2 separate regions of the Homo sapiens genome follow, and region 2 is linked to region 1. Evidence: read pairs that join two places in POLR2A ChIA-PET (ENCODE). Cell type or tissue: Panc1. All regions are shown on one strand. Links, peaks and the distances in the headings refer to the core of each region. The heading gives the core; the rest is flanking DNA.

Region 1 (4,395 bases), core at 84-4,083:
CCAGACATACTGACAGCTGACAATCCCTTGGATGTACCTTGAATGTTTTTATCTTGTTTCTGGGCCTTTGCACGAACCATTCCCTTTGCCTAGGATGACTTTCACTTCACTTTCTTTACCTGCATAACACCTACTTGACCTTTAGGTGTCTTCCTCCAAGAAGCTTCCTGGCCCCCCAACCACGTCAGATGTCCCTTATCTGTGTACCTGCTCTTGGGTGCTTTGTATACATCTCTATTTGTAGCTTTGATCACCCAGTATGGTGACTGATGGTTTGCAGTTTGTCTTTCCTGCCCCACCATCCTCCACCCCAGTGAGCTCCTTGAGGACAGGACTGGTCTTGTTCACCCCAGCACCTAACATAACATATGGCTTACAATGTATGTACAATGAATATTTTCATTCATGTAGCACACTGTGCTTTTCAAAGTGCCCTGAAACAAACTCATCTACAGAGCTATAATAATATTTCCTTACTTAACATTCATTCCTTCTGAATAAAATATTCTTTTAAAAAATATTACCATTACTTAGAACATTTATGTGAATTATCCATTATGTCACAAATGGGACTGAGTCAGGACTCTAACTATCTTATTTCTGCCTGACGTAGTAGAAGAGTTTGAGAAAAAGCAGATTTCTTTTGAATCACTTGACTGGAGGTGGTGTCTCTAGGAGTGTGGTGGGGAAATGGATGCACAGAACTTAGAAACTGGCCTCAGCTGGTAATCTGACCTTCTCATGAATTCACATCCCTGGTTTCCTGGAAGCATAAATTGAGGCCAGCGTTGAAAAGGTGTTCACACCGTAGCCTGGGAGAAACTGTCTCTCAGTCCTTGGAATCACAGAACTAAAGAGCTTCAGGTCATCTGGTTGAATCTCTGCCTTTAAGAAGTGGGGAAAGAGACTGGGAGCAGTGGCTCACGCCTGTAATCCCAGCACTTTGGGAGGCTGAGGTGGGTGGATCATCTGAGGTCAGGAGTTTGAGACCAGCCTGGTCAACACAGTGAAAACCCCATCTTTACTAAAAATACAAAAACTAGCCAGAGTGTGGTGGCACGCACCTGTAGTCCCAGCTACTCGAGAGTCTGAGGCAGGAGAATTACTTGAACCTGGGAGGTGGATGTTGCTGTGAGCCAAGATTGTGTTAGCCTGGGCACAGAGCAAGACTTTGACTCAAAAAAAAAAAAAAAAAAAAAAAAAACAGTGGAGAAAGAGATCTAGTATTTTGGCCTAGAAACCTCACAAGACTCACCAATCTCGTTTTTCTTTCTCCAAAAGGCTAGACTTGGCAGTTAGTAGGCTCCTGATCCCAGTCAAAATATCTCTTAGAATATTTTATCCTCCCTTTCTCAGAATCATCACCTGAATAGCATCCTCTGGGTAGGTGGTGTGTTAATATTGCCATATGGAAATTCATGGAAGATATAGTTCCTGGCCCTAGAAACTTACAAACTGAGACCAGGAGTTTGAGAGTGATTTGCACATGTCAGTCAAGTCAAAAGAAAGAGAAACTCTTTTTTCTTTTTTCGTTTTTGTTTTTTGAGATGGGGTCTCACTCTGTCACCTAGGCTAGGGTGCAGTGGTGTAAGCTCGGCTCACTGCAACCTCCGCCTCCTGGGCTCAAGTGATCCTCCCACCTGAGCCCCCCGAGTAGCTGGGACCGCAGGCACATGTCACCATGCCTGGCTAAAAAGGGAAACTTTTAATTTAATTCAATTCAATTTAATTTTTTTTTTTGAGACAGAGTCTCGCCTAGGCTGGAGTGCAGTGGTGTGGTTTTGGCTCACTGCAACCTCAGTCTCCTGGGTTCGAGTGATTCTCTTGCCTCAGCCTCCCGAGTAGCTAGGATTACAGGCACCCACCACCATGCCTGGGTAATTTTTTTTTTTTTTTTTGGTATTTTTAGTAGAGACAGAGTTTCACCATGTTGGCCAGGCTGGTCTCAAACTCTTGACCTCAAGTGATCCGCCCGCCTCGGCCTCCCAAAGGCGTGAGCCACTGCACCAACCGGAAACTTTTCAAAATATGGGTTTTATTTGAAAACCAAGCCAGACATTAAATCAAAATAATTTTTTTTTGCTTTTGTATGAACTCTCCAGTTTGTATACATAGATGATCTCAAGTTATAATTTAAATTTAGGAAAGTGCTGAGGATGAATAGATATTTGCTTTTTCCCAGGGTCTGGAGGGGTAGGAGCAGGGAAGCAGGGAAATGACATTACCGAGTGCCTCCTGTATGCCAACGATTTTTTGTTTGTTTTGTTTCAGAGAAGGAGTTATGCTCTGTTGCCAAGGCTGGAGTGCAGTCATTATTCACAGGTGCAGTCATGGCTCACTGCAGCCCTGAACTCCTGGGCTCAAGCAGTCCTCTCGCTTAAGCCTCCCAGGTAGCAGGTGCACACCACATGTCTGCTTTCCAAGGAGTTTTAGGTCAACCCTCACAACAAGCCTGTGAAGCAGCGATTGTTATTCCCACTTCTCTGGTAGCACACCAAGGTGCAAGGATTCCCTGTGGCTAGGTGGTTAGTAAGGTAGAATGGGGTGAGGTTTGAACCCAGTCCTGACAATCATCAGAGCTACGCAAGGCTGCCAAGAAGTAGAAAAAGATAGTGGCATTTTGGGTCCCCATTATCAATTCGAAAAATGTACAGTCTTAAGCTTGGAAGTCGGTCGTCTGGTTCAACCCTGCCTTTTGCAGAAGCAGGAGCTGGAACCCTAAAAAAATAAAGCTACTTGCCTGCAATTAAACAGGGTGAGAGGGGGCAGATGAAGTGTAGGCATGTGGGGCTGGATCTGGCCCTGCCCTGACACATAGAAAGCCTGAAATAGAAGTGAGAAAGGAAAATTCCAAGAAAGAAAAGGCAGAGAAGTGGCTGTTCTTACTCCCACACCTAAGGTGTGAATTCTTTTATTGAGTCATAATAATTTCCCGAGAATTCCGAGTCCTGCTACTTTAGGTTCTTGCCCAGGAATCCACCTCTTTTCCCCCAAGCCCAACAATCCTTTGAGGTACTCATGATTGAGCACGTGGTGGGGGGGGTGGGGAAGAGGCTGCATGGGGGTGGGGCTCCTGTGGCTTCACGTCATCCACTGTCACCTCTGGTCCCCAAGTCTCTGGATCCTTTGGTCTCACCTCTAGACAACCGTATCTTTCAAACCTTCTTCCCTGGCAACTCCTCTCTGTCCCGACAAAATCTCTCCCAAGGCATTGTCCTTGTAGTTAGATTTACACAGAGCTTTTGCTTTTATAAAGTGCGTTCATGCCCAGCTTCTCACTTGCATGTCATAGCACCCCTGGTGAGGTGGACAGGGAAGGGATGGCTCCCTCCATTTTGTAGGAAAGTGGGGGCTGCCCTCTTGATTCTTCAGTGTCGTCAGGGAATATTTACGAGCCCCAGCCTCACATGGGCCCAGCAGGGCTTCTTTAGCACAGGCTCTAGTTTTTTCTCTTGTTCCTTGGGTTTCCTAGAATCCCAAAGGACTCTCTGTGGCAGACATATTACAAATAGGCTGATGATGCATGTGTGATGGTGCAGCTGCAGTCGCCAGCTCTGTGTTGCTGGGTGGCATCCCTCCAGGCTCCGTGGCTGATCTCCCACTCCATTGTGGGCCCCTCCTGTCCCGTGCTTGCCATCCTTCCTGCTTATCATTCATTATCTAACCAGATTTCACGGGGATACACGTCTCCAACCTTCCATTTTGTCCAAATGGATCTATCTTGGTTTATTTTCTCTTGCCTAAATATTAGGCATGCCTAATGGGTTTCAAAAATTAATATAATTTATTTTCCATCTTGTCAGTGCAAAACAAAGGTGTTCTTGAGGCATGGCAGTGAAGACCAGAATCCCTCCTCCTCTTCTACTTCTGTTTCTTGAATCAGCAACAAGTAAACAACAGTTCTGTAAACATGTGTGGGTCTGTGTCCATGTGTGCGTGGATGCACCGTTTTCTTCCATTCTTAACTGGTTTCGGACACGTTAGCTACCAGTGGCCTTCTTGTCTTGTTCAAAACGGTGATTCCCGTAACATCTGGACTTTCATCAGGGCCCGTTTCAGCTGCTCATAGGTTACGAACATCACCACGTTCCAGGATCCCAAACGCAAAAAGGAGGGTGTAAATCTGATAAGAAAAACAACCAACACATCAGGTGGAGTGCTAGGGGACCACAACAGATGCGTGTGCTCTCCCGGGACACAGTGGTAGTGCCAGAGGATCCAGACTTCTGTTCATCACAAGCATTTTCTGAATCCTTTCAGTCTCTCTCTCTCTTTTTTTTTTCTGCTAAGGGGATTTAGGCAGAAGTCGGAGTAAGGAAAAGAAAAAAAAACTCACGTTTTGAGACGGGTTACTGTGTTAGGCAGCGAATTCTCACAGTTCTATAAGGCAGCCAT
Region 2 (4,395 bases), core at 284-4,283, 150 kb after region 1:
TCTCTCCCACATCCACTTGTTTCCTCCATCCTCCCAATGTGCCAATATAGTAAACACTGATTATTGATCTGACTACAATTATAGTATGAACATGTATTCCATTTATAGCTGAACAATTAGAAGTACTGATTACTTTTCCTTTCCTGCACAACATTTTCCCAAAATGCTGTCTTGTTTTCTCATTTGCTTAGTTAAAAAAAAAATTTTTTTTTCTTTTTAGAGATCAGGTCTTGCCATGTTGCCCAGGCTGAACGTGAACTCCTGGGCTCAAGTGATTCTACTGCCTCAGCTTCCTGAGTAGCTGGGACTGTAGGTGCATGCTAACATTTGCTTTGTGTTTTTATTGTTCTTATTGTTAATTCAATTCTGAACTTTTTGCCAGTTATCGAATTCTCCTCTTAAGATTTTCAGACACAATAGGTGTTTTGTAACTTTTTTTTTTTTTTGAGAAATCTCTCCCAGAGCCTTAGCATATACTCCAATTTGGAATAGCTGCCATCTATGCCTTGTGTACAGCTGCTTCACCTCAAATCAAGGGATTCTCTTCGGCTCCCTCCTGTGTTGTATCTCTTGTTTGCAATATCCCACCTTGTCTTCTTTTTAAGTTTACTCCCTCATTTTGGCAGAGAAAGTCCCTCAGCTGCTTTGTCAGGAAGAGTGTGGGAGAGGTACAAATTTTTGAGACTTTGTATATACAAAAACTTCATTCTACTCTTACACTAGATAGTTTGCCTAGAGAGACAGAATTCTAGGCCATTTTCATTCAACATTCTGGAGGCATTATTGAATTGTCTTCTGGACGCTAATGTGGCTATTGAGAAGTTTGAAGCCACTCTACTTAATTCTTTGTGTGTGACTGTTTCTCCTGTTCTCTGGAAGTTTATAGAATCTTGTTTTTGTTTTCAGTGCTCTAAAATGTCACAATGATATAACTTGCTGAAAGTCTGCTTTCATCCACTATGTTGTACTTAATGGACACTTTCCTTTTGTAAAAAAAAAAAAAAATTGATATCAAGAAAAATGTTTCTGTGGATGGGTGCGGTGGCTCACGCCTGTAATCCTAGCACTTTGAGAGGCGAGGCAGGTGGATCACTTCAAGCCAGGAGTTTGAAACCAGCCTGGCCAACAAGGTGAAACCCTGTCTCTACTTAAAAAAAAAAATACAAAAAAAAATTAGCTGGATGTGGTGGTACATGCCTGTAATCCTAGCTACTTGGGAGGCTGAGGCAGGAGAATCACTTGAACCTGGGAAGCAGAGGTTGCAGTGAGCTTAGATCACACCACCGCACTCCAGCCTGGGCTGGGCTACAGAGCAAGACCCTGTCTCAAAAAAAAAAAAAAAAAAAAAAACAAAAAAAAAACAAAACAAATTTCTAAGCTTTTTAAAACATATAAAATTAGAAAAAAATAAATAACGACTACAGGTACTTATTATCCAGCTTCAACAATTATTCACATCTGGCTAATCATGTTTCATTTATACCTTTTCCAAGCCCTGCTTTGTTACTGGATTATTGTGAACCAAGTTCCAGATATCATGCCATTTCTGTAAATATAGTTTTAATAATATGAGGACTCATTAAAAAAACATAAACACCATACCATTATCACATTTAAAAAATTAATAACAATTCTTCAAAATTATCAAAACTTGAGTCAACATTCTAATTTCCCTGATTGTTTCAGATTTTTTACAATTGGTTTCTATGAATCAGGATCCAAACGAGTTCCACAGGAGACTTTTTCTTTCTTTCTTTCTTTTTTTTTTGTTTTTTGAGATGGAGTCTCACTCTGTCACCCAGGCTGGAGTAGTGCAATGGCACAATCTCCGCTCACTGCAACCTCTGCCTCCTGGCTTCAAGCGATTCTCCTGCCTTAGCCTCCTGAGTAGCTAGGATTATAGACGCCCACCATCACACCCAGCTAATTTTTGTATTTTTAGTACAGATGAGGTTTCACTATATTGGGCAGGCTGATCTCGAACTCCTGACCTGGTGATCCGCCCGCCTCGGCCTCCCAAAGTGCTGGGATTACAGGCGTCAGCCACAGCGCCTGGCCCACAGGAGGCTTTTTCAATCTGGCAGCTCATGTATTTAGTACTGAGAAGTCTTCCTAAATTGCCTGTAAGCATCCAACACTCTTTATTTATTTATTTATTTATTTATTTATTGAGACAGGGTCTCACTCCATCACCCAGGCTGGAGTGCAGTGGCATGATCTCGGCCCACTGCAACCTCTGCCTCCCAGGTTCAAGTGATTCTCCTGTCTCAGCCTTCTCAGCCTCCCTAGTAGCTGGGATTACAGGCACATGCCACCATGTCCAGCCAATTTTTGTATTTTTTGTAGAGATGGAGTTTTGCCATGTTGGCCAGGCTGGTTTCAAACTCCTGGCCTCAAGTGATCCAGCTGCCTTGGCCTCCCAAAGTGCTAGGATTACAGGCATGAGCCAACGTGCCTGGCAGACAACACTCATTAAAGGGGGAAAAAAAATAAAGTGCACAATTTATAAAATTTACAATGTTCAGTATTCAATAAAAATTTAATAGTAGTAGGAAAACATGCCCTATAACCACAGAGCAATTAATCAATAGAAACAGACACCAAATGATGGGTGATAAAATTGATGGGACCTTAAAACCGCTATCATATAGATGCTCCTAATGCTTAAGGATGTGAAAGAAAATGTGACTGCAAAGAAAAAAAGAAAATGTACATTAAAAAAGGAAATGTAACTTTTAGAGATGAAAATATTTGAAATGAAAATATGACTGATGGGGTTAGAAGCAGGTAAGATACTGCACAAGATGATTAATGAACTTGAATATAGAGTAATAGTAACTATAAAACGAAATACACAGAGGATGAAAAGACTGGAAAAAACCAAACTCAAGTCACTGGTAGAAAAATGTCAAGCAGTCTAAGATACTTTGAAGTCTCATGAAATCACATGCTGGCTCCTTGAAAAGATTAATAAAATTGTTAAACTTCTATCCAGCCTGATCCAGAAAAAAATGAGAAAACAAATTACTAATATTAGGAATGAAAGAGGAGATATAATCACAATTGCTTTAGACGTTTAAAGACAGAAAAGGGATGTTATAAACAACTCTGTGCCAATAAATTCAACAACTTCAATGAAATGGATGAATTATTTGAAAACCAAACTACCAAAGCTCACTCAAAAAGAAAGATTACCTACACAGCCCTGAATCTACTATATAAATTAAAGTGGTAGTTAAAAACCTTCCCCATAAGGAAAAATCCAGAAACCAGTTAACTCCACTGGTAAACTCTACTAGACATTTAATCAATTCTACGTTAACTCTTCCAATAAACAGAGGAGGAACTCTTCTAAAATCATTTTATGCCAGCATTACCCACACATCTAAATCAAAGACAATGCAACAAAACAATACTACAGATTAATATCTCTCCTGAACAAAAATGTAATGTTTCATTTCATCCTCACTGAAACATTAAATCACAATAATATATAAAATGGCTAATACTATATGACTTCATTGTGTTCATCGTAAGACTGATGGTCTGGTTTTGTTTTTAGAAATGAATCAATAAAATAGGCCATATTAACAGACCAAAAGAAAAAAATCCAAATGACTATCCTAACACATACAGGAAAAACATTTGATAAAGTTCAATACCCATGATAAAATCTCTCAGAAAATTTGGGAAAAGTGTTCTTAAAACTTGGCACTTTTCTAATTGATAAAGGACAAATATGAAAAACCTATATCTAACATCACATTTAATAGTGAAAGATGCCAGACATGATGGCTCTCCTCTAATTCCAGCACTTTGAGAGACTGAGAAAGGAGGATTGCTTGAGGCCAGGAGTTTGAGACCAGCCAGCCAACATAGCGAAACCCTGTCTCTACAAAAAAATTTTAAAAAACAGTTAGCGTGCACCTGTAGTCTTATTTACTCAGAAGGCTGAGGCAGGAGGACTGCTTGAGTCCAGAAGTTTGAAATTGCAGTGAGCTATGATCATGCCAGCCTGGGTGACAGAGTGAGACTCTGTCTCTTAAAAACAAAACAAAACAAAACAAAACAAAACAAAACAAAACAAACAAAAGCAAGTGAAAGACCAAATGCTTTCCTATGAAAAGAAAGAATGAAGGAAGAATATCTGTTCTCTATTCAACATATACTGGAGATCTTAGTGTGATAAGGCAAGAAAATAGAAATAAAAGGCATATAGATTAGAAAAGAAGTAAACCTGTCTTTATCCACAGATGACATCATTGTCTATAGAGAAAATTCTCAAGAGTCAATGAAGAGCATGAATACTTTGGGATAAATCAAAGTATATGCAAGCCTGCATGATGCTAAGTATAAAAGATTGTAGAAAAAAAATTAAAGAGCCAAACAAATGGA

What was found. ChIA-PET counts read pairs that join two places held together with the same protein. Peaks named below come from ENCODE experiments on the same cell type or tissue, not always from the same donor. Only the 100,000 strongest peaks of a DNase experiment are listed, where the experiment ranks them.
Region 2: POLR2A ChIA-PET joins it to region 1 with 17 read pairs; 2 of 35 experiments call an interaction of 5 or more read pairs at or near these places.

The regions. Positions count from the first base shown.
Region 1 is chr11:73,997,404-74,001,798 of GRCh38, forward strand. It overlaps UCP3 (uncoupling protein 3), which reads right to left. Exons shown (of 7, transcript NM_003356.4): 7 at 2,874-4,123. The coding sequence ends at 4,009. Among named protein-coding and RNA genes, the nearest start is that of UCP3, 9.5 kb to the right of the region's middle. In Panc1, for the core only: no CTCF peak of the experiment used is centred there; no DNase peak of the experiment used is centred there.
Region 2 is chr11:74,149,166-74,153,560 of GRCh38, forward strand. The region is part of intron 3 of C2CD3 (C2 domain containing 3 centriole elongation regulator); the gene reads right to left. Among named protein-coding and RNA genes, the nearest start is that of C2CD3, 20 kb to the right of the region's middle. In Panc1, for the core only: a CTCF peak has its summit at 522; no DNase peak of the experiment used is centred there; H3K27ac peaks cover 1,344 bases.